2 separate regions of the Mus musculus genome follow, and region 2 is linked to region 1. The links are chromatin loops, found by intact Hi-C in ENCODE. Cell type or tissue: heart. All regions are shown on one strand. Each heading gives the region's core, and the rest is flanking DNA. Links, peaks and the distances in the headings are about the cores only. Region 1 holds the start of Ccs (copper chaperone for superoxide dismutase). Region 2 has its middle 13 kb from the start of 2010003K11Rik.

What was found. Peaks named below come from ENCODE experiments on the same cell type or tissue, not always from the same donor. Only the 100,000 strongest peaks of a DNase experiment are listed, where the experiment ranks them.
Region 2: a loop joins it to region 1, with 2.3 times the contacts of the local background. A loop is called at or near these places in 3 of 42 quality-filtered maps.

What each region holds. Positions count from the first base shown.
Region 1 is chr19:4,833,701-4,845,542 of GRCm38, forward strand. Ccs (copper chaperone for superoxide dismutase) reads right to left here and starts at 5,622. Exons shown (of 8, transcript NM_016892.3): 1 at 5,497-5,622; 2 at 5,131-5,203; 3 at 473-610. The coding sequence starts at 5,535. Ccdc87 (coiled-coil domain containing 87) reads left to right here and starts at 5,666. Exons shown (of 1, transcript NM_207268.3): 1 at 5,666-8,828. The coding sequence starts at 5,782. The coding sequence ends at 8,349. In heart, for the core only: a CTCF peak has its summit at 5,590; a DNase peak (open chromatin) is centred at 5,691; H3K4me3 peaks cover 1,828 bases; H3K27ac peaks cover 685 bases; H3K27me3 peaks cover 3,593 bases.
Region 2 is chr19:4,505,296-4,517,137 of GRCm38, forward strand. It overlaps a transcript of Pcx not described here. Among named protein-coding and RNA genes, the nearest start is that of 2010003K11Rik, 13 kb to the left of the region's middle. In heart, for the core only: no CTCF peak of the experiment used is centred there; a DNase peak (open chromatin) is centred at 5,066; H3K4me3 peaks cover 2,270 bases; H3K27ac peaks cover 1,408 bases; H3K27me3 peaks cover 292 bases.

The sequences.
Region 1 (11,842 bases), core at 2,014-10,013:
TACCCTAACCTCCTCCCTGAAAAGATAGGACACTCTGCTAAATAATTTTGAGATATTCTGCCAAGTTGCCAAAAACTCTTGGAAATCCTAACCTTATAGGGTTGTTCTGTTTGTTTGTTTGGTTGGTTAGTTGGTTTTGCTTGGCTATATAAGCCCCACGTTTTCCTATGTTCAATGCTATTTTCTCAAACCCTGCTTTAAGGGAAATAGTCTTGTCTAGTGGGGGACGGTGGGGAAGCTTATCTAATTTGACTAAAAGAATTTGGGTAGTGGTCTTACTCTTGTTCAAAGGGAACAACATCCATTCCTTTCAGTGGCTCAGGAAGAGCAGGGAAGGAATCTCACATAACTCTCCTGACTCCCCAAAGCCCAGCCCAGCCCGACTGAGACTCCTCTGCTTAGCTTGAAACCAGTTCTTGCTCCAGAGCTCCAACCCCAAAGGCCAAGGCCAAGACTATAAGCAGTCACTTACGTAATTGGCTACTGCCCATACCCTTGAGTACAGCCTGCCTCCCTGTGCTTTCCAGGAGTGCTTGTACCTCCTGGCTGGGCAGAGTCGTCTGCACCAACACCATCTGGTTCTCCAACTGAACGTCCACATTCTGGACACCTGGCGGGGACAGAGGGGAGGGGTCAGCAGAGGACTGGCACCGCATGTTGGTAGCACCGCGTTTTCCTGTCCCCATTTCTGCAAAGCTTTATATGGCCAGAGGTAAACCTGGAAGCTTCCTTCTAGTATTAAGAACTTGGGTGTGGTATTTTTTTGTTTTGTTTTGTTTTGTTTTTGTTTTTGTTTTTGTTTTTCGAACAGGGTTTCTCTGTGTAGCCCTGGCTATCCTAGAACTCACTCTGTAGACCAGGCTGGCCTAGAACTCAGAAATCCGCCTGCCTCTGCCTCCCGAGTGCTGGGATTAAAGGCGTGCACCACCACGCCTGGCTGGACTGTTGCATTTCATGTTCAGGGAATTTATTTTACAGATAAGGCTATCATGGCACAGAACAATGTAGCAATGTATGGAAAGTATACAGGTTGCAGAACTGGAACTCAGTCCAGGCAGCCTAGCTATAGAGCAAAAACAATTAGCTCAAACCTTCTACTCATGGTAGAAAGACCTCACCCACGCTTCCTGGGGCTCCCTGACCAGCACCGACACACACACACACTGTCCACTGCGCTCACTCTAGAGCTGAGCACACGCACTCTCCTCTGATGACACTCCATCCATTGCTTCCTCACTAGGCTGTCAACTCAGTGAGGACTGGAACTATGTGTGGTCCACAGGGGTCAAATTTAAAGTAAGTGTGTCAGATCAAAGCGCCAATAAAGTACTATTACCTTTGAAATCCTTGAAGTAACCTCGGTGTGTGTCCTATGAGATAATTCTTACATTCTCATGGAAATATTTTTACATAACGAATGCCAATATTATTCTGAATTATGACTTTTTAAAGAAGATTTATTATTTATTTATTTATTATATGTAAGTACACTGTAGCTGTCTTCAGACACTCCAGAAGGAGGAGTCAGACCTCATTACAGATGGTTGTGAGCCACCATGTGGTTGCTGGGACTTGAACTCGGGACCTTTGGAAGAGCAGTCGGGTGCTCTTACCCACTGAGCCATCTCACCAGTCCCGAATTATGACTTTTAATATATTTTTTTATTTTTTGAATGTGGGTGTTTTGCCTGCACACATGTCTGTGCACCACATATGCCTGGTGCCTGTGGAGATTAGAAGAAAGCATTAGATCCCTTGGAACTGGAGTTACAGACAGTTGAGAGCCAGGATGCTAGAAACGGAACCTGGGTCCTTTAGAAGAGCAGCCACTGCTCATAACTCTTGAGCCGCCTCTCTAGCACCTAGGCTTACTTTATTTTTATTATGTATTTATGTGTATGTTGGAGTGGGTGTGTATGCGAGTGCGGATGCTTGTGGAGTCCGTAAGAAAGCATCAAACCACCCGAAGCTAAAGTTACTGTAACTGTGCCTCCTGACATGGAGCTGGGAACCAAACAGGTCCCCTCAAGACCGGTAGCACTCTGAACCCCTGAACCATCTCTTAGCTACACACCTGTTTTTGAAACATGGTCTCAATTTGTAATTCAAGTTGGCCTTGAATTCACACTCTATCTCAGCCTCTCCAGTGCTAGGATTACAAGCCCAAAACAGCTTTCAGGGCAGGGAAGGGCCATACTGTGGAAGCCAGGTTTGCTTAAACTGTGTTTTGGAATGGTAAGTGAAGAAGATCTGATAGAGTTGGAGCCATTCCACCAAAAAGTAACATATTCCAGGCAAAGTTTTTCCATGGAGCATTCGTGCTGGGGAAACAGTCAGGTGGGACTTTGGTTGAAACAGAGCAATTTTAAGGCCTCCGTAGGCTTCTTAGTCACCAAAAGGAGACTTCAGATAACCATGTTTTCTGGTCTCAGTAAGTGAAATCAACTTGTTTTTTCCTAGCTGAGCAGGAGAGTTTCAGTTTACAGAATACACTGAGAGGGAGAGTTGCCTAAGACTCAGGAAAGCGAGCTTTATTCTCCTTCCAAAGGTCATGGGAGGAGCTTGTCCCTGAAGTCCTTCACATTTGCCCTACAGTAACTGCGCCTTCTGTTTTTTCTCCATGAGCCCTCACTAAAGGCTGGCTTGGCTATACTCCAAGATCCACCTGCCAAACAGACCACCTGCTGCACTACTGGAAGCCCCTCCTCCTTCTGTTTCAGAGTGAGGTGGGCAATTCTAAAGGGGAGAGTCACAGGAACATTCTACTCTGGCCCTCCCACATCCAGAGCACAAAATCAGCTCCTCCTGGGAGATCTTGGGTCTGGGAATCCACGCTATGCCAGGCCAGACCATCAGGACCCATATCTGCTGTGTATGCAAAACACAATCAGGCCTCATCACTTATCCTAGACACCTCACTTCTCCTGAGCCTGCTCCTGAACCCGCTCTATGGACTTCCTGTTTTCTTTCTTTAGTCCAGTGATTCTCAACCTTCCTAATGCTGTGACCCTTTAACACAGTCCCCCATGTTACGGTGATCCCCAACCACTGTTGCTTCTTCATAACATAATTTTGCTACCATTATGAATCGTAATGTAAAATCTGTGTTTTACAATGGTCTTGGGCAAACACCAAAGGGGTCTTGACCCATGTGGGTTAAGAACCGCTGTTTTAATAGCTGTCCACATAGAAGCCAAGGAGATGGTATGTATGTGTGTATGTATGTATGTATTGGTGTGTATATGTGTGGAGTATGCACGCATGTTCTTGAGTGTGTGTATATGTGTGGAGTATGCACGCATGTTCTTGAGTGTGTGTATATGTGTGGAGTATGCACGCATGTTCCCGAGTGTGGTGTCCACCTGTCTTCCTTAATTGCTCTCCACCTGTTATGCTGAGGCAGGTTCTGTCACTTGAACCCAGAGCTCACTGATTTGGTTAGTCTAGCTAGCCAGCTTGCCCTGGGATCCCTGTGTCTATCTTCTGAGGGCTGGGACCACAGGCGGTCTGTCTGCCACGCCAGTCTGGCATAGACACAGGTGCTGGCAATCTGAACTGGACTCTCACACTGATGCAGCTATCACTTCTACTGACTCAGCCATCTTCCTTGCCCCTGGCAAACACATGGTTCACAGACACAGGCACGCAAAACACCCGTACATATTAAATAAAACAGATTTTAAAAATAAACCTAAAAAAAAAAAATCATCCCAAGCCAGGCAGATGGCTTAACGGATGAACTTTTCGGGTTTGGTTCTGCTTTTTGGTTTGTTTGGGTTTTTTGTTTTTTGTTTCTTTTTGTGCTTTTTTAAAAAAATTATTAATTTTATGTATGTGAGTACATACACACCAGAGAGGGCATCAGATCCCACTACAGATGATTGCTGGAAATTGAACTCAGGACCTCTGGAAGAGCAGTTAGTGCTCTTAGTTGCTAAGTCATCTCTCCAGCCCTGGGTGAACTGTTCATGCTACACAAGACAGCTGGAAGCAGAGAACCAGCTCTGGAGTTGTTCTTGACCTCCACATGCACAAGCCCTCCTCCAAGCACATCATGCACACACTCACTAATAATAAATCAAATAATAGTTCCAGGTCAGGTGTGGTGGCGCACGCACGCACGCACAACTTTCATCTCAGCACTCGGGGGTAAAGGTAAGCAGATCTCTGTGAACTGCAGGCCAGCCTGGCCTACATAGTGAGTTCCAGGAAAGCCAGGGCTATGTGGAGAAAGACCTTATCTCAAAATAAAACAAAACAATCAGTCCCCTCAATCGTCCTCCTAAAACCCCACCTTTGCCTGTAAGCTTTTCTCCTCTTTCCTCTTACAATCCCCTGAAATTGAGTGGGCTCTCACTACAGGCTCAAGACTTGTATCAACTAATTCACTCCTCATGACAACACTGAGCTATGAACACTGTTCAAACACTGAAGAAACAGAAACACAGAAAATAAGCACGAAGCTGTACATCTGTGGAACTATACGCACTGGGGTTCCCCACCCCACCCCTGCCAGTGTCCTGGCTTCAGACTCTCATCTCCTTCTTTCCCTTTGCCACCATGGCTTCCCAAGGAAGTGTTCTAGGAGCGCTCCTTTGCCAAAGCTTATACGATCTTTACCTAAGCATAGGGGTAAACATTTTCCCTCAGAAACCCCCAGTGTCTAATCTATACTGGCTGAAAGGTTGAATGAACATTTAACAGAATCCAAAACAGCCAGTTTCTAGCGTCAGGAAAATGACTCTGCCTTTCATATCTTTCCTCTTCTGCCAGGTCACCCACCTGCAGACCTCCTGGCTTAAAGTCCCTGAATTGGGCCAGGGATGTTGTCTGCTTTCTCAGAACTGTTCTATTTCCCAAGCCAGACCTCAAATGCCCGCCCCCCTCCCCCTCTAGAATGCCCTTGGTAGGAAGTGCTCTATACTCTGGCTAGTTCCATGCTGTTCAGCAGCTGGACAGGCAGTTTGTACTAGAAGAAAGCTCTGGCTAGGCAAAGCTTGAGGCCTATACTCTAGGCTCTGCATCTCCCGGACTCTGAGAAACTTCCTTTCATTCTTTCTGCATCTATGCAACCGGAATACGGCTAAACACAAACCCCTGGCTGATCCCAGAAAGATTGTCTACTCTTACCTGCCACCCCTTTCAGGGTCTTGTGCACAGCATCCACACAGCTCTGACAACTCATCTGCACTGCAAACTCCAACTGTAAGGGAAGCAAGGCCAGGGCACATGTCAGACATGATCCTTACTCGCCACCTCATCCCCTATGTCTCTTTGCACACATTGCACTTGACTTCTCTTCAAATTCCTCCTTTATTATCTCATGAACATTCCAGGATCGCGGTCTTTACCACCAACCCCCCTCCCGTGAGGGGCATCTCCGTCCTAACCCCGGAATTTCACCTCCCCAGGAGCCTGTTCTTTCCTGGCTTCCCAAGATATTGATCACCCCAAGGGCTGAAGTTATGCGAGGCTCCACATGAAGCTTTCACTCACCGCACACACAGTCCCACCGTCCCCCGACTTCGAAGCCATCCTAGCTGTTGTCACTGCCTAGGCCGCACCGAACCGGTAGGGTCCAGAGACCAACACAACTCTACTTTGTGGGATGGGCGGAGTCTCGGAGGCCGCCCTTAGCTCCACCTCCTTGGCGCGTGCGCTCCCTAGGCTGAGGCCTCTGAGCTGTCCGGTAGTGCTACCGGCTGCGCAGGCGCATTGATGCAGTTTCCTTAGTAACCATTTGGCGTCCTCTACCCGCTCAGCCGGAACCACCTGGTAAAGATGGAACCACACAGTCAGGAACCTGACCTCAAGCCGATTTACCACCGGTTGCTGAGTCCGCTGTCGCTCTTCCCCAGCAAGGCGAAGCCTCCTCCAGAGCCTCCGAAGCGCCCCTCTCAAGATGCCACGCCCTTGCAATCCATCCCGCTGGCGAAGCTGAAAGTTGGGCCGCTGTGCCGCCAAGTGTCCAAGCGGCTAGCAAGCAGCGGGCGGGCGGCACGAGTAACTGCCAAGGACCGACTTCGTCTCACTGAGGTTATTCTAGAAGAGCTGAAGTGCAACTGGCGGGAACCTCCTATAGAACCCATTCTGGACTACGAAAACAACCAGAAGCTGCGGCAGCGGCTCGAGTCCTACGTGCTGATCAGTAGTGAGCAGCTCTTCGTACGCTACCTGCACCTGCTGGTGACCCTGCCGACCTCTAGAAGGGTCTTCACTGAATCAGCCACCCTCAGCCGGTTGGCAGTAAACCTTGCCAGGGATTGCACAGTTTTCCTCACCAGTCCTGATGTCTATCGCTGTCTGCTGGCTGATTTTCAGACCCTGCTAAATTTAAAGCACGCCCAGGGAGGCATAGTCAAATTGCGTCCTCCTCCCTGTCCCCCTGGGACTTTCAAGCTCTGTCCAATCCCCTGGCCTCACAGCACTGGCTTAGACCACATGCCGTGCTCTAGCCTCAACCTGAACTACCTTGTCCAACTCAGCCGCCCATATGATTTCCCCAGTGAGCCCGAACCTGATCCAGTGGAAGAGTTGAAATCCATCCCCCAGCTGAAGAGTAGACAGCAGCTCCTCTGGGTGCCCTCCATGATAAAGGATAAAGAAATTGAATCGAGACCCTCACCGATGGTACCACTGCCTAGTCATTCTCCCAGCAGTGAGAGTCACCAATTCCCCACCTCACCAGTCCATTCCTGGCTCCAAAGGGGCCAGTCCATGCCTTGTCTTCATGAGGGGTGGAGTCTGGCAGATGAGTTGTGCCTTCTTCCTCCCTCTCCTCATCCCCTCACCCCGCTGATCTTGGCTTCAGAGAGTAAACCACTGCCATTCCGGGACATAGTGGCTGAGGATCTGAAGCAGAAAATGAAGATCATGAGAATGGAGTGGAGTCGATACTCCCTGCTGGACTCTGGCCTGCCTCCCCTCCTCGGGGTCCTTACCCGGCGCCTAACTGCCCAGCACCACCTAGAGAAACTGCAGCAAATGATCAAAAGCCTGCAGGAGGAAGAAGCCTCCGGAAAGTGGGATCTCCAACCCCCGAGAATCATCCCACTACACCCACAGCCAGTCACTGTTGCTTTGAAGGTACATGATCAAGTTATAGTCCAGGTAGCTACTGTGCAACTCTCTGAAAGATACTTTAACGACTCTTTCCACGTTGAGGGGGCTGGAGTCCTATACAACCATCTGACTGGGGAACTGGATGGTAAAGCCATTGAAGAAATGGATGCGGATCGTCTTGTTGGGAACACCACCGGAGAGGTCTACAAGGAGTTGATGAGCCGAGTCTCTGTTAGTCACTTATCTTTTGAGGAAGGAGACCAAATTGAGCCTTCAGCAGATAAAGATTGGTCCTCCTACTTGGCCTCATCTTTTCTACACCAAGATAAACATATGCCAATCATCAACCGTAATCTGGTTGGATTTTACTCCAGAAGAACAAGCACTCCGAAGCCAGTCCCTGAGAAGGTGCCCTCTCTCACATTACTCCCAAGGCACAAAAGCTGGGACAAGCGACCAAACAGACACGGTGTATGGATGAATTGGCTGAAACCCTCGGTGTCTTCAGAGGACTACTTCAAGTACCTCTCCTTTCAGGAGTCGGATTTCCTCCACGTCATCTTCCAAATGTATGAAAAAGAGGCTCCTGTGGAGGTACCAGTCCCTGTCCAAGAGTACCTAGATATTCAGCAACCCCCTCCCCTGCTGCAAGATGAAGAGCTAGAGTTCATGCAAGGAAAATGGGATTGGAGCTCAGTGATAGAGGATGGCTCAGGACCTGGGAGAGCCTACATTCATAACTTGCAGCAGCGTCTCAAACGACTGTGGGTCATGTTGGAAGTCCCTGAACAGAATCGGCTAGACATGGTTATTAAATACAGCTCCAATGCACGCCTGCAACAGCTACCAGCATTGATCAAGGCTTGGGAGCAGGTCCTGAAGCCCATTCAAAAGAGGGAGTCGTTGCTAGGAAGACTGGAGTGGTTTGAGCAACAAGCCTCTGATCCCAATCGTTTCTTCCAAAAGCCTGATTTGTTGATGAATCGGTTACTGGAGGAGAATCGGTTCCGTAGCTATCTCCAAAGGAAGCTCAATCGAATGGAATCTAATTTGGTTTCCTTGTTGGAAAGGATAGAGTCAGTCTTTGGGGAGCCAGTGACCTTCAAGGGGCGGAGCTATCTGAAGAAGATGAAGCAGGACAAAGTGGAGATGCTGTACTGGCTCCAGCAGCAGCGGCGGATTCGCAATCTGACCCAGGCCCAGAAAACCTTCCGCCAATCATGCACTTTCACAGGGAGCAGCAGCCAGGCGTTAGTGGCCCCCGGGAATACTCCCACTACTCACTAAGGCGGCCAAGTGCCCCCAAACCCTTCCTCACCCCCAAATGCTCACGTAGAACTCTCAATGACTTTAAAAGAGATTGAGATTCTTTTTCTTGATATTCTAAATAAAAGGATCCCCAAACTTGGTATTCCCATGTATGTCAACCATCCTGCACAAGACAACCAAAATCCTATATCAGATGATCCCTTGGAGTTCGTGATAATAGAGGTCAGACAGAGCAAGCCATGGTCCTTAAAAAAATATATAGTGACTTTCTCACTGTGCTGAATTGCTGTTTAGAGTGCCAAATCACTCTTGTTTAGGCCCAGTAGCATAATCCTTGATTGCTAGGGCTCTGAAATTAACAGATGTATGTATATCCTGCCTGTATGACTTATGGTAAGTCACCTAACTTCTCTGTGAGGATCTGGGTCCATGTTGTCACTTCTAGTGCTTACACATTGTTGGCAGGACTTGTTAATAAAACCACTTGGTATATCAAGGTGTATACTGAAGAGTAAGTCTCTACGGCTGGAGAGATATAGCCTAGTATTTTAAAAGACCTAGTGGATTCCTAGAACCCACACTGGGGGCTTGCAACCACCTGTAACTCCAGCACCTGACACCCCTGGCCTCTGTGGGCACCTGAACATATCACACAAACACACAGTTAAAAATAAGAAAAAGACAAAAAAAACCCTCCAACCCCCAGTTTCCTTCCTTGCAAAACAATTGTTATCAGTTTCTGTACTTAGCAAGTTTTGTTGAGGCACCTACAGGATGTTAACTGCTCACACTGTGTGTTGTTTTCCTCTTCGTTCTTTTTGTTTGATTTGGTTGGTTTTGTTTTGGACAAGGTCTCACTGTGTAGTAGACCAGGTAAGGCTCAAGTTCACAGAGATCTTTCTGCCTTCCTCTGCCTCCCACGACTCTACATTTTTGTTGGTTGTTACTTTCTGTACCACTCTCTGCCTTTTGCAAAGAAAGGTGTCCTTGATGAGGGGTTCAGACTATGCTATCTGTGGGCATAAAGACAAATGCCTCATTTAGTAAAGTAGTGGTTGTAAATTCTCCTCCAAGACCTGTGACTCCGCTAGCCCCGAGTAGTTAGCTACACTTTCAACTCCAGGAATGGTTTGCCTCTTGTTCAGTGGACCTTGAATCTAATTAGGGTTATCGTGCTGTGCTGGAAGCACAGGTGTCATAGTGGCTAGGACTATTAGGTGTCTCCTTCCTCTGGAAGCTTGAATGAATCCTAGTACAAACATGAAAGCTGGTCCTCAGGAAGGTTCCTGTCTTTTCTGCCACCTGGGGCTGACCTCCCACTTGTGGGGGAGGCGTGGATAGCAATAAGCTGTATTTTCTATTTTATTTATTTATTTTTTGTTTTGTTTTGTTTTTTGCTTTGGTTTGGTTTGGTTTTGGTTTTTTTTTGAGACAGGGTTTCTCTTTATAGCTCTGGATGTCCTGGAGCTCACTTTGTAGACCAGACTGGCCTCGAACTCAGAAATCCGCCTGCCTCTGCCTCCCGAGTGCTGGGATTAAAGGTGTGCGCCACCACGCCCGACTTATTTTTGTTTTTTTAAGACAGGGTTTCTCTGTGTGTATCCCTGACTGTTCTGAAACTTATTCTGCAGACCAGGCTGGCCTCAAATTTCGTGATCCACCTGCCTCTGCCTCTCAAGTGCACGCCACGACTGCCTAGGTAGCTGTATTTTTTTTTAAGCTTTTATAACTTTGTACTATATTAGTCAGTGTTCTCAAAAGGAACAGAACTTAGAGAATAAATTTATATATGTATGTCTATATCTACACATAGATATAGGTAAATAGACAAAAATTTATTAGAGAGCTGGGCGTGGTGGCACACGCCTTTAATCTCAGCACTCAGGAGGCAGAGGCAGGCAGATTTCTGAGTTCGAGGCCAGCCTGGTCTACAGAGTGAGTTCCAGGACAGCCAGGGCTATCCAGAGAAACCCTGTCTGGAAAAACAAAAGCAAAAAAAATATTATAATGGCTTTATAGGATGTCCAACTAGCTTCCAGCTAGTCCAGTAGTGGTTGTCTACCAATGGAAGGCCCAAGAATCCAGTAGTTGTTCAGTCCATGAGGCTGGATGTCTCAGCAGGTCTTCAGTGTACATTAGAATCCCAAAGAAGTCAGCTCTGATGCCAGTGAAGGGTTGTTCTTGTGAGAGTGAGGGCAAGCAGGCAAAGAGAAAAGCTTTCTTCTTCCAGGTCCTTTTTATAGACTGGCAGCAGAAGGTATGGCCCAGATTTGAGGTGGATCTACCCACCTGAAAAGATCTGCATTAATGATGTGTCTTCCCACATCAAAGATCCAGACTAGAAGTGGATCTTCCCACTCCAAATGATTTAATTAGGCAAAAATTCCTTACATGTGCACCCAGTCATCTTTGAGTTTTAGTTAATTCCAGATGTATTCAGGTTGACATCCAAGAGCAGCCCTCACAGATACCAACATATTTAAGGACATCAAGAATATCTTAGAGCCAAGTGTATTGAGTATAAAATTTTAGTCACAGCCCTAGGGAGGCAGAAGCAGATGGATTTTTGTGAGTTCAAGTCTAGCCTTGTTTATACACTGAGTTCCAGGACAGCCAGGGCTATGTGGAGAGACTCTGTCTCAAAAAAGGGGGGACCTTTGGGGGGGGGGCTGGAGCTACAGATCAGTCAGTGATAGAGTGCTTATCTAGTGTGCAGGTTTGGATTCAATTGTCAGTCTTGCAAAAATACTTAAGTGAGTGAATAAATGTCTTAGCTCTCAAGCTAGGAAAATGCCTCAGAAGGTAAAAGTACTAGCTATACAAGTCTAACAGCCTGAGTTCAGCCCCCAGAACCCAAGTAAAAGCAATGGGCCAGCCAGCTTGAAGTGAACCAGGCAATGGCAGAAATAAAAAAGACCATATCTTGACAAGGTAGAAGGCAAAAGCTGACCCCCAAGAGTCGTCCTCTGACCTTCACAGGTGTGCTGTGGCATGTACACACCTGTGAACACACACACAATTAAAAAATCGTCGCCGGGCGGTGGTGGCACACGCCTTTAATCCTAGCACTTGGGAGGCAGAGACAGGTGGATTTCTGAGTTCGAGGCCAGCCTGGTCTACAAAGTGAGTTCCAGGACAGCCAAGACTACAGAGAAACCCTGTCTCGAAAAACCAAAAAAAAAAAAAAAAAAAAAAAAAAAAAAAAAAAATCGTCATATCGGGGTTGGGGATTTAGCTCAGTGGTAAAGTGCTTGCCTAGCAAGCCCAAGGCCCTGGGTTCGGTCCTCAGCTCCGGAAAAAAGAAAAAAAAAAAAAAATCGTCATATCTTGTAGCTGAACACGGCAGCCCATGCCCATGACCCCAGCACTTGGGAGACTGAGGCAAGAGAATCATAAACAAGTTGAAGACCAGCCTGGACTGGCTACTTAGTGAGAACCTATCTCAAAACTGGGGGCAGGGTAGGCCAGGGATGGAGCTCAGACATAGTCTGACCTAGTGGCAGAACTCTTT
Region 2 (11,842 bases), core at 2,058-10,057, 330 kb before region 1:
GTCAAATGGGTACAGCATCCCTTCATACTTGATAAGATTACTAGATCAACCAGAGGAGCTGTGGCTCTGAGTGGGTTGGAGATTCATCCCTCTTCTGGTCTCAACCTGTAGCAGTGACTTAGCTGTGATGATGTGTCTAACACAGGCTTTGTGTGCCTGGGCTTGTGGGCACTGAAACAGCAGTTTGACAGGACAGAAATTGCATGTGTGCTGTGGCTAAGGGGATGCTATGGTCACCCTACTGAGATTGGGAAAGGGAGCCATCCATCCCCTTGCTTGTTGGAGGCCATCTATTTAGACAACCAAAGCAGTGTGGCAAAGATGTAGCCAAGGCTCCCAGTGCTGGTGAACGGCTGAAAGAACTTGTGAAGATGGGACTGCTCACACCAGATAGCAGAGCAGGCAGAGGCTTAAGAGATTGAGTGGGGGAGAGGGAAGAGCAACAGGACTAGGACCGTGAAAACCACAATAGGGGGAGGTGTTGATATTTAAGTTGCCTCCAACCCAAAACTATATCCAGGCAAGGGCACAGGGTGGCTTTGCATAGCTGCAGTTTGCACATTGTACCAATGATCTAACCTTGTAGAGCAGGTGGGAACCTGGACCTGTGTCAGGCAGAGAAGAGAATGGCAAAGAAATGAGCATGAAAACTCAGGTCAGACTGACTTCATCAACCTGGATTAAGGCTTCTCAAGAGTCTAATAGAAGGTGGCTCATTCTTAATATATTTAAGACCAGCATAATTTAGAAAAAAAGTTTCCTGGTGCAGTCCTTGGTATACGAGGAAGCATAATTTCATAGAAACTTGACTCAGGGTACATGTTGGTTTTTCCAAGAAGATGGGTTCTAAAGATAGGATACCTGTACTAGCTTAAGGGCCTGAGTGTCTGACCTGCTCTCACTTATACAGATGGTGTAGAGGTCATCTGGGCTATAAGCCACCTCTCCTCTTGGTTTTGAGAGCTTGGGGGAACCTCTGGCTAGAAGAGCCATTTAGATTACTACCTACCTCTGGTTCTGGTTGTAGAGGTTTGGTATGGTCTGGATCAACAGATAACACAGATCACCAGGCTATTAGTCACGTCCAAGCCTCAATTTTCTGGATAGAAGAACAGGGTCTTTTTGTCTTTTCTTTTCTTCTTCTTTCTTTTTTAAAACATCTTTCTCAATAGAAAGACAATCTTGTGTGCTTAACAGTCCTGATTTCTCTGGAGATCTGTGGGCTTAAGGATCTTAGTGCTATGCTCCTAAAACGAACCATGTCTGCTTGGTCATGGACTGGTGGGACACTGCTATGGACCCAGTGATTTCCAGAGGGTCACCTTCCCCTCATTGTCATGATGACTCAGGATGGCTTAGCAGTACTGACAGACGGAAACAATCCCCAGAGACCCAGTAGTGTGGCCAGGATTCCTTGAGGATCTGGAAGATGGAAACATTAAAAAAGGAAAGATCTGGGACACTTGCCTACTGTTCTTTCAGAGGACCCAGATTCAGTTCTCAGCAAACACATGGCAACTCACAACCACCTGTAATTCCAGTTCCAGGGAATCTGATGTCCTCTTCTGGCTTCTGGGAATACCAAGCAAAACAGTCATACACAGAAAGCAGTAAAAAATAACACTTAAAGAAGAAGGAGCTATCCCTCAATGGCTCCCCCTCATAGCAGCTTGTTTGCCCATACCCCGGCTGAGTTGGCCTGTTACAGGTTGTTGGTTGTAGTTGATCCTTCCTTCCTTCCTTCCTTCCTTCCTTAAATACAGAGGCCTGGAGTCCCCTGTCCTACAGGATTCTTGGCCTCTGGGCCAGTTTAATTTACTCCAATCCTCTTAACTACTTTTCATGGACTGGTTTCTATTTATCATGAACTAGTGTTTGTCAAACTAAACTAACTAACTAACTAACTAACTAACTAACTAACTAAACTCTCTCTCTTTTGCTCTCTCTCTGTCTCTCTCTCTCTCGTCTTTTTTTGTTTTTTCAAGTCAAGGTTTCTCTGTGTAGCCCTGACTGTCTTGAAACTCACTCTGTAGACCAGACTGGCATTGAACTCAGAGATCTGCCTGCCTCTGCCTCCTGAGTGCTGGGATTAAAGGCATGTAATGACTACACCTGGCTTTGACATCATATTTAAAAATGGTACCACTATCACCCAGCCAGACTCAACTCTTAAACAGTGTCTATATTGAAATGTGAGCAAGGGGTTAGAAGACAAAAACCATATCACTCTCCACAAAGTGGAAGTCACAAAGAAGGCCTTGTAGAAGCCCCTGAGATGCTGGGTACATTTCCCTCCCTTCCTGTCCTGGGTCCTTATCCTATGTATCACAGCCCAACTCCTGGCCAAACCTGCCTAAGGCCAGGGTCTGCCCTTTTGTCTGGTCTCACCTTCTGTTGAAATTTCCTAGGATTCTAGCCAAGTTCCCCAAGATTTCAATTATCAGTAAAAAAAAAAAAAAAAAAAAAAAAATCAATAAAAAAATTTCTGAACTCCACCCCAGACTTCCTGACACATAATCTTTAAGAGTGGGTGTGAGCCCAGAAATCAGGTTGGTTTTGTTTTTAGCGTACCAGGAAGTTTATCACTACAGAAGCCTGGGAAATACTTCAGAGGCCTCTCAGTGTGGAGGCAGACCCATCTGGCGAGTTTCCTAAACCAGAGTGGAAATGCAGGGCCCTCAGTCCCCTCAGTCCCCAGGGATAGGCTTGGGTGGCTTGGGAGGCTACAGCTGTTTCTGACTTCCAGTGACACGTATAAGGCAGAGCTTCCTACCCAAGACCTTGCCATGAGTGGTACTGAGCCCAGGCTGAGAAGCAGTTTCCAACCCTGCTAAAGCTTCTCACCCCAGCTTTAGGTCAGGCAGCTTGGTCACTGGGCCGACGGGGCCTGGAATGGGAGCCATCCCCAACCCTGCCAGGAAAAGTCATCACAGACACGAAAGCCTGGGCAGACCTGGGCTCCATAAAGTAGGTGCTACAGCTGCTGCTCAGAGCCTACAGTTCCCTGCTCACAACTGTCCCCTCACTCTGTGCTGCTCAGAGCCTACAGTTCCCTGCTCACAACTGTCCCCTCACTCTGTGCTGCTCAGAGCCTATAGTTCCCTGCTCACTACTGTCCCCTCACTCTGTGCTGCTCAGAGCCTACAGTTCCCTGCTCACAACTGTCCTCTCACTCTTTGGTTCTGCCTCCATCAGTTTCTTTGTTCATGTCTGAGTCATTTGGGGTGGGTGTAGAAGTCATGTGTACCTTCAGGCAACCTCATGTCCTCTGCTCAGAACTCAGTGCTTACAGGAACCAAGAAGGATCAAGTCACACCATCTCACTCAAAGACCATGGCCAGCCAAACCTTTCTGAAGGACGCCATGCTCCATGTCTTACACCTACATAGTAGAGGAAAGTTAACTATAGACAGGACGTGGGAAATCACAGGTATTCCTGTACTCGAAGAGTAAACAGGATCAATAGTTGACAGACTCATTTCCTGTAATCTCTTCTCATGTGGAAAGCCAGTTAGAGAGGTAGAGGCCTTTGCCCAAGGTCACATAGTTTAAACTCTTTTTCTGACTTAACTCCAACTCCAGGTGAACTGACACACCTCTGCCCTTATACACAGACATGCCCATAGATAAATAATGATATATATATATTTTTTTTTGAAACAAGTTCTTATGTAGCCCAGGCAGGCCTAAAACTCCTGCTCCTCAGTTGAGTGTGGTGGCATATGCCTTTAATCCAGCACTCAGGAGACAGAGGCACTTGAATCTAGAAGTTCCAGGCCAGCCTGAATTGCACAGTGAGTTCCAGGCCAGGCAAGACATAGGAAGACTTTGTTGTCTCAAACAAGCAAAATTCAACCAACCAAAAAAACCCAACCCACATCTTGATCCTCCAGCCAAGTGCTGGGATTAGAGTTTTGTGGCGTTATGCCTGGCTTTTTTTGTGTGTCATTGTTGTTAGGCATATGAAGTCTTTGATACAATGGCTGACACTAGGTCTTGTTCACCACTCTTCCTAGTATAACACCAAACACATACTTAGTGTTTAAAAGTAATATATGAATCTGGAAAATTGGAATATAAATCCATCTGTATTAGATTCATGCAAGGTAGGGGTTCTGACAGATAAAGGGGGGACCAGAAGTTGGAATTGCCTTTTTTTTCTCTCTTTAAAAAAGAGAGAGAGAGAGAGAGAAGCCATACTGCAGAGGCCCACCTTGAACTTGAAATCCTCCTACCTCACTCAGTCTTCTAAATACTAGTGTGACATACCTGTGCCACTTTGCCCAGCAGCCCCCTGGCAAGATCTACACAGTAGAGTCGGAGTTAGTAAGCAATTATTGTTTAACGCGATGTTCTCATAATTCCTGATTGTCCTGTCAGGAAATGGTCTATTTTTCTCTTCTTGGCCTGATCAATGATGATGGACTAAGTTTATTTACTGTCTGGTCTCCTATCACTGGAAGGCAGGACTTTGGAGTTGCTTGGGTGACTTTCATTAGCTACACTGAACCTTCTAGAAAGAAAACCTTTAAGGTTCCGAGCGGCCCAGCTTTGCCGATCAGGAACCTGAGCTCAGAGACGTGAAGCTGCTGCTCCAAGGTCACACAGAGGCGGGCTCCTGACCACCACCTCCATACACGCAGCTTCTACAGGACGCAGACACAGACCCCAGGTGGTACCGGCGCTCTCTGCTTCCTCGTGTCCTTAGCTAACGCTTCTCCTGCGACCTCTTCTGTATCTGCTAAAGAGTACGTGCGTCTGGCAGCGCTGTTCCAACCCCCGTGCATCTGTTATGGTTGCGGTTTTAAGAGACACGTGCTACCCGAGTGAATGAATTGCACGTCCCCACCCCCGCCGTCAGCCAATCAGGATGAGCTTCCAGCCGGACCACTTCCGCCTATTGCGGGCCCTGGCCGCGCCAGACGGCCCACGTGAGGCTTTCAAGAAAAGAGAGTAGGCGGCGGCGCGTAGGGGGTGGGCTCTTCCCGCCTCTTCACCAATCACAAGGTCTTCTGGGGACGCGAGGGGCGGAGTCGACGTGAGGCGCCAAGGCTTAAACGCGAGGGGTAGGTGGGTGCAGGGAGGAGTCCTGAAAGGGGGAGCGGTGAATGATAGGGCCAGTCATCCAATCTTTGGAGGGGTTGGGCTGTCTCCACCAATGGAAAGTCTTACGGGCGGAGCCAGGGCTGCAGCAAGTTTGGTTGCGCGGAGACCGCAGCTGTTCCCTGTCAGTGGAGGCAGGGGCCGTCAGAGGCGGCGGCCACGGCTAGAGGCGGCAGGGCGGAGGTGAGTGTCCGCGGCGCTCTGCACCTTACTCTTCCTGGTGCAAGTCGCTGCGGGTGGAAGTGCACCGGCACCGGCGCCGGGGACGCTTATGTAAGGGTGGCGCGCGCCAAGGCGACGTGGGTTCCGCGAGTGTCGGGGAGACGGCTGCCGGCATTGCACGACGCGGCGCGACAGGACGTGCACAGTCCCTCCCCCCAATCCCCTCGGGCACCCGGGAGGCACGGACCCGCCCCCCTCCTTTGCTCTGGGCTCCCAGGAGCCCCTGGCTGCCGGAGCATCCTTCAGGCGCAGGCAACTCGTTCCACCCCTCTGGCGGCCCACATTGGCCTTAATCCTGCTCTTGCGGGCCCATTTTCGAGATAGAGAAACTGACGCTTCAAGCCCTAAAGTGCTTCGCGCCAGCTTCCCGTGAGGGCTCGTACTCCAGTCTGTCAGAATGGGGCGCTCACAGTAGCCCCATCATACTGCATATGAAATCCATGCCGGGAGCGTTGAGAGAGACTTTTTCTTGTTCTTGATGTTTATACCACATCTTCAGGGGGAAGCTCCTAGGAGCCCCTGGGTTCCACTTTGGTTCAGGTGTGGAAGGGATTCTGAGCCTCCCAAGATTCAGTGATCCATCCGCCCAAAATCCCTCAGGAGTTGTGCCCGGACACTGCCCGTTATTTCTACAGCGTATACGAAGTCTGAAGTGCGTTTGGGAAGTGCCCTTCTGGGCAATCGCGAAGCCCTGGCTTTGAGGACTTGTGCGTGCAGATTCCTCCCAGAGTGACTGCCCTGTGTACTTTGAGGGAGTTGCTTTACCTTTGCAGGGCTCTTTTCTCCTGTCACAAGCTTTGGAATCAAATAAGATTTCTAGGTCTCTGGCAGGTTTGAAATTCTTAAAAATCTGAAGGTCTCTTCATTTTATGAAACGGGTCATCCAGGCTAATTACTCCCGATCTCCATCTGAGAAAACTGAAGTCCGAAGAGCCAGCTAGATAGACTCAGTCCCTAGATCACAGCTAGAGCCCCAGTCTTTGCCTTCCCCGTTGCTCCCTCACCCACTGCCTCCAGCAATCCTGGCTCCAGCCTCCTGCTTGTCACCCTTTCCCTGTATATGATGCAAATGCTCTGCTCCTGTTGGGGGTGGACATGCTGAGCCTTCCACCTGCTTACAGCTAAAGCTTGTTGTTTGACTATTCTTCACTGTTAACTCTCAAACTCTTCATTTTTGGAGACAAGATCTTGCAGTGTAGCCCAGGCTGCCTTTGAGCTCATGATCCCCCCCCTGTCCCCCCTGCCTGTCTCTCTCAAGTGCTGGGGTTACAACCACATGCCAACAGTTACATCTCTAAGTCTTTATTTATTTATTTTATTAATTTTTGTTTTTCTAGACAGGGTTTCTCTGTGTAGCCCTGGCTGTTCTAGAACTCACTCTGTAGACCAGGCTGGCCTCGAACTCAGATCCACTTGCCTCTGTCTCCTGAGTGCTAAGATTAAAGGCACTTGACACCCAACCCTAATGGCTACATACTACAAAACACTCCTGCACCTAAGGCTCTGGGAACATTGTAGAAGAGGGGATGGAAAGATTTTAAGAGCCAGAGGATCAGGGAGTTTGCTACAAGATTGTGTCTCCTTATAATTAATGTTAGAAGCTGTACCTATAAAATCTCACCAACATGGGTGTCTAAATGTGATTTGATCAAGAGTGACACCAATGGACATACTAAACTAAATGGGGATAGGGGGATCCACAAGGCTCCAACCCTGCACAGAGAATTATAGGTAGCTCAGGAAAGCTGGCAGTGGGAGAAGGAGTCGTCCCCAGGGAAGAGCACACCAATTGGTTTTTCAATGCTAAATGATCATCCCTGGAAACGTACATACAAGCAACATAATGTGGATGGAGGAGGCTATAGTTAGGAATATCTACCTATATCTATCATCCCTGGAAACATACATACAAGCAACATAATGTGGATGGAGGAGGCTATAGTTAGGAATATCTACCTATATCTAATCTATCTATATGAAAAAAGAGGCCTTGAATTTGAAGAAGTCTGGGAAGGGCATATGAAAAGGTTTGGAGGGAGGAAATGGGAGAAATGTAATTATAATCTCCAAGAATTAAAAAAAGAAAAAAACATTGCTTTTCCAAGAAGAAGAAGAAGAAGAAGAAGAAGAAGAAGAAGAAGAAGAAAGACATGTGCCACCATGCAGAGATTTTTTTTTAATTTTGTCTATTTTTTATGTATGTGAGTACACTGTCGTAGTCCTCAGGGCATCAGATGGTTGAGAGCCACCATGTGGCTGCTGGGAATTGAACTCAGGATCTCTGGAAGAGCAGTCAGTTCTTTTAACTGCTGAGCCATCTCTCCAGCCCATTTTTTTAAAGAAGAGTTTTTATGTAACTGAGGCTGACCTTCAGCTCTCATCCTTCTGCCTCTACTTCACAAGCTCTGGTATAGGTGCACACCCAGTTCCCTCCTGCTTTTCTCTTGCACTATCCCAAATGCTGTGTGCTGGGTGCATGTCCTCCCAAATTCCACATTATCATCATTTGTGTCCCTAACACTGTCATGGGAACAAGATAGTGCTTAATAAATGTTTGGATAAATTTGAAAAGCTCAGGGTGAAAACCAGTGAGGCTAGTAGGGCAGAAGCTGGGGGAGACAGAAAGAAGTCAGTCTGGGGCAATGGCCGTGGTCATTAGGAGGGAGTCTCATCTTTCTGGAATACTTTTCTGTCTGAGCCAGATGCCTCATTCAGGTCACACTACTTCTAGAAAATTCTTGTGGGTCTTCTCTTTTGTTGCCTCTGCTAGCATGTTACCTCTTTTGAATGAGCCCCTACTTTTTGTGCTCTGGAAGTGCCTGGCTGCTGCTACGTTAGTGTTGAGTTGTGTAGAGAGATAGAACTAGTGTCTGAGACTGAAGTGCAGGCTGCTCCTGAGGGTTAGAGGCAGTTGTGTGGAGAAAGTGCCTCGGGGCTGATTTCTTGTCCAGAGGCATCCTCTGCAGAACTTGCATCTGCTCATTTGCTGGGACCTCACCTGAGCCCGTGGCTACCTGCCAGGAAGGAGGACCTGAAAGTGAAAGATGGGAAATTGGCAAAGAGAATAAACTATTTGCTTATTGAATGGGAAGTTTGCCTCAGCTGGCTTCCCAAGTGGCTGGACATTATGGCCTGAGCTTGCAGTCCCAGCACTCAGGAGGTGAGGCAGGAGGGTTGAAAATCTGAGGCCAATATTCTCAACTATACAGTGAAACCCTGTTTCCTTCTTACACTGTTCAACGAAACAAGACTTTAATGTTGTCTTACCCTTGACCTCTTGAACTCAAGGTCACTTCTTATCTGCCTTTGAGACTATTCACTTTCATCAAGCTGTTTTTTAGTGTCTGTCCTCTGCTTATTTCTAGTGACCTTGTTTTCTTCAGGGCCTTTCTTCTTGTTCTGTCAAAATTTGAACTATTCTTCAAAACTAGTGGCTTTCCTGTATTAAGCTTGCCAATCTATTCAGTTGGCTATGGCTCTCTATTTTAATATGATGATGATGTTATTAATTATAAAAGCCAACATGTGTGTATTTGTGTGTTCACGTCTGTGTTGGTGTGTATGTGTGTACTGCCACTCTGTGATAGGGACTTTGCGTACAAAGAGGTGAGACAACTCATTCAAAGTCATACAAGTAGAAATGGCATGGCTGGAATTAGCCCTGGGTTCAGGTCCTGCTAGCTGCTTCTCATGTTTTATCCCGTATTTGTCTTCTAAAGTTGGTTTGTAACAGTTTATTGGCGCTTTTTGGCAGTGCCTTTTGGCATAGATCTCTATGTAAAGCAGTACTCAGTAAATGTTTTATTGAAGTAAATGTCCTAAACATTCTGTTTCATTTTGACATAATCTATTATGACAACTGGCTTTCTGTAGACAAGTGAGCTTGCTGGTCTGTCTCCCACTTTGCTGTGTGTGTGTTTTTTTTTTTTTTTTTTTGATCAGTGGCCTGAGTAGCTCACAAGTGGTCTTTAGAAAAGAAGTAGCCTACAGAGTATCCAAAGTAGCTATATACTCCTTGTGTGTTCCTGGGGTGGGGGTCCTTAAATATTGAGGTGTCCTCTTAAATATGGCAAGGAGGGGCCTCAGCAAGAGAGGATAAGAGGGGGGGGGTGTGAAGAGAAGATGCATGGCAGGTCACGTAGGCCTGTACTTCATTAGTGTCAAGTTGCACAGTGAGATAGGCCAGCATCTGAGAATCAGGAGTGCAGGTAGCTCTTGAAGAGTAGGTGCTGCTGCCTAGAGAAAGTACATCTGGAGCTGGAGGGAGGAGGGAGGGAAGAAAAAGCACTTTGGAGGAGACAGCCTTGTGAGTTTTGTTCTTTCATAGTGGTTCCAGTCGGGCGTTTTACTTAAATGGTTATTGCATGTTGGCCCTCATGAGAGCATGCCTGTTTCCTCTTTTAGTGCTGGGGACTGATTGAGCCTAGCGTCCCATGGATACTAGTCAACTGCTGTATCACTGAGCTATATCCCAGTCTTGTTTATATACATACCTTTATTTTATGTGTATGGGTGTTTTAACTGCATGTGTGAATGTATGTATGTATGTAGTGTTCATGCAGCCCAGGTATCATATCCCCTGGAACTAGAATTACAGAAGGTTTTGAGTGGTCATGTGCTTGTGAGAACTGTACCTGGACCCTCTGCAAGAACAAATACTTTTTTTTTTTTTACTGTTGATCCCTGTTTCTAGTCCCCTTTTACCTTTTATTTGGAGACATAGGTTTTGAATTTGTGATTCTTCTACCCCTATACAGGCTTATGTGTAACTCTAGCTACTTCTGGAGTTTGAGGCAGAAAGATCACAGATTCTAACCCTCTGTCTTTCTTCTCAGTTATTGCTATTGCCCCACATTTTATAGATGACTGGGTGGCAGAGCAGTAAGATGTGGGGTGCAGGCAGCAGGGGCATTATGACCCTTATAGAACAAGCAGTTCTGTACACTCCCGGTGTTTCTGACATTCCTGGGTTCTCTGGGGAGTGTCTGGAGAAATGAGGATAACAACCTTTTTTTTTTTCTCTTTTACTTTAGCTAACATCTACCTTCTGGAGAGCTGACAACACTAATGGTGAGTTCTGAGCCTGAGCCCAGGCCTGTCAATGGGTCACATGGGAGTTTCTTAAGATACTGTAGTCCTAATGTGCGCATGCCATCTTTTAAGTTCAGTCAGTACAAAAAGGCACAGGCTTAGCTTTTGGAAAATCTCCACTTCATCTTGATCTCTGCATTTTTCTGGGTTTTCACAGGAAGGTGACATCTGGTTCTTTGTAAGCTCCAGTTGGCAGCTGGCCAGCTGCAGCAGGAGGCCCTTTTTCTGGGAGGGTGTGTCTTGGGAAGCTGGGCAGGGGATAGTGGTGCTGACCTACAGGAAGCATCCCTTCTGTGCAGCCTTTGAGAAGACCCCAAGTTCAGAGACAGGCATTTGGCAGTGGCACTCGGCTGTTAAGAGCACTGGCTGCTGACAGCCTGGAGATGGTCAGCTGTGACATGAAAGGAGATTGTGTCATCTAATTGTAAAAAATACTTGATGCATTTCTCTGATGTCTGGCAGCCAGAGAACAAGGAGTAAAAGAATTGTCCCTTTTCCTGCCTACAGAGCATTCAGCAGCACTGTCCTCTAAAACTTGCCACTTTTGTTTTTGAGACCGTTTCTTCATGTGGTCCAGGCTGACCTGGAACCCGCTCTGTAGACCAGGCTAGCCTTGAACACAGAATGTCTCCTATTTCTGCCTCCTGAGTAAAGGCATGTACCACCATGCCCAGTAAACCTGCCACTCTTAAACACTTCTCCCTTGGGGCTTCTCTGGGTTGCAGGTCACTGGGAGATCCGTGTGTGTCTGCTCAGTCTGAGTTCTAATGCAATGGTTTGGGCCAACATCTCTCTCCAGTCCAGTCTCTCTCCAGTTTGTAAGAAGAGATACTCTTTCCCTCTCTCTGAGCTGCTCTCCCTGCTTCACAGCTAGGGACCCTGGGGACTTTGTTGTTGTTTCTCCAGAGCACATGTTTATTGTGGGGTAGAGATTTCTTTGTACAGGGATTTTTCTTGTTGTTTTTTTTTTTTTTTTTTTAACTAATTGTGCAAAGAATTTTCTCAGGATGCTCTTCTTGACCCATGAGTTCCTGTTCTCTCTCTCTCTCTCTCTCTCTCTCTCTCTCTCTCTCTCTCTCTCTCTCTCTGTCAAGGTCTTTTATGTGTATGGGTGTTTTGCCTATGCACCACATGCATTACAGTACCTGAGGAGTCCAGAAGAAGGTGAAGGTGCTTTCTGGAACTAGTTACAGATGGTTGTGTGTGGGTATTGGGAACCAAACGTGAGTCCTCTGGAAGAGCATCCAGTGCTCTTAGCTGCTGACCCATTTCTCCAGTCTAGAGTTGGTTACTTTTGAGATCTTCCACATTCCTCTTGTCTTTCTTGTCTTAGGTCAGTAGTAGGTGTCTTTAACTCTACCACACATTCTCCTTACAAAGTCCATGGCGAAAAAGCTGATGGCCTATCCACCATTCACTTATGTTT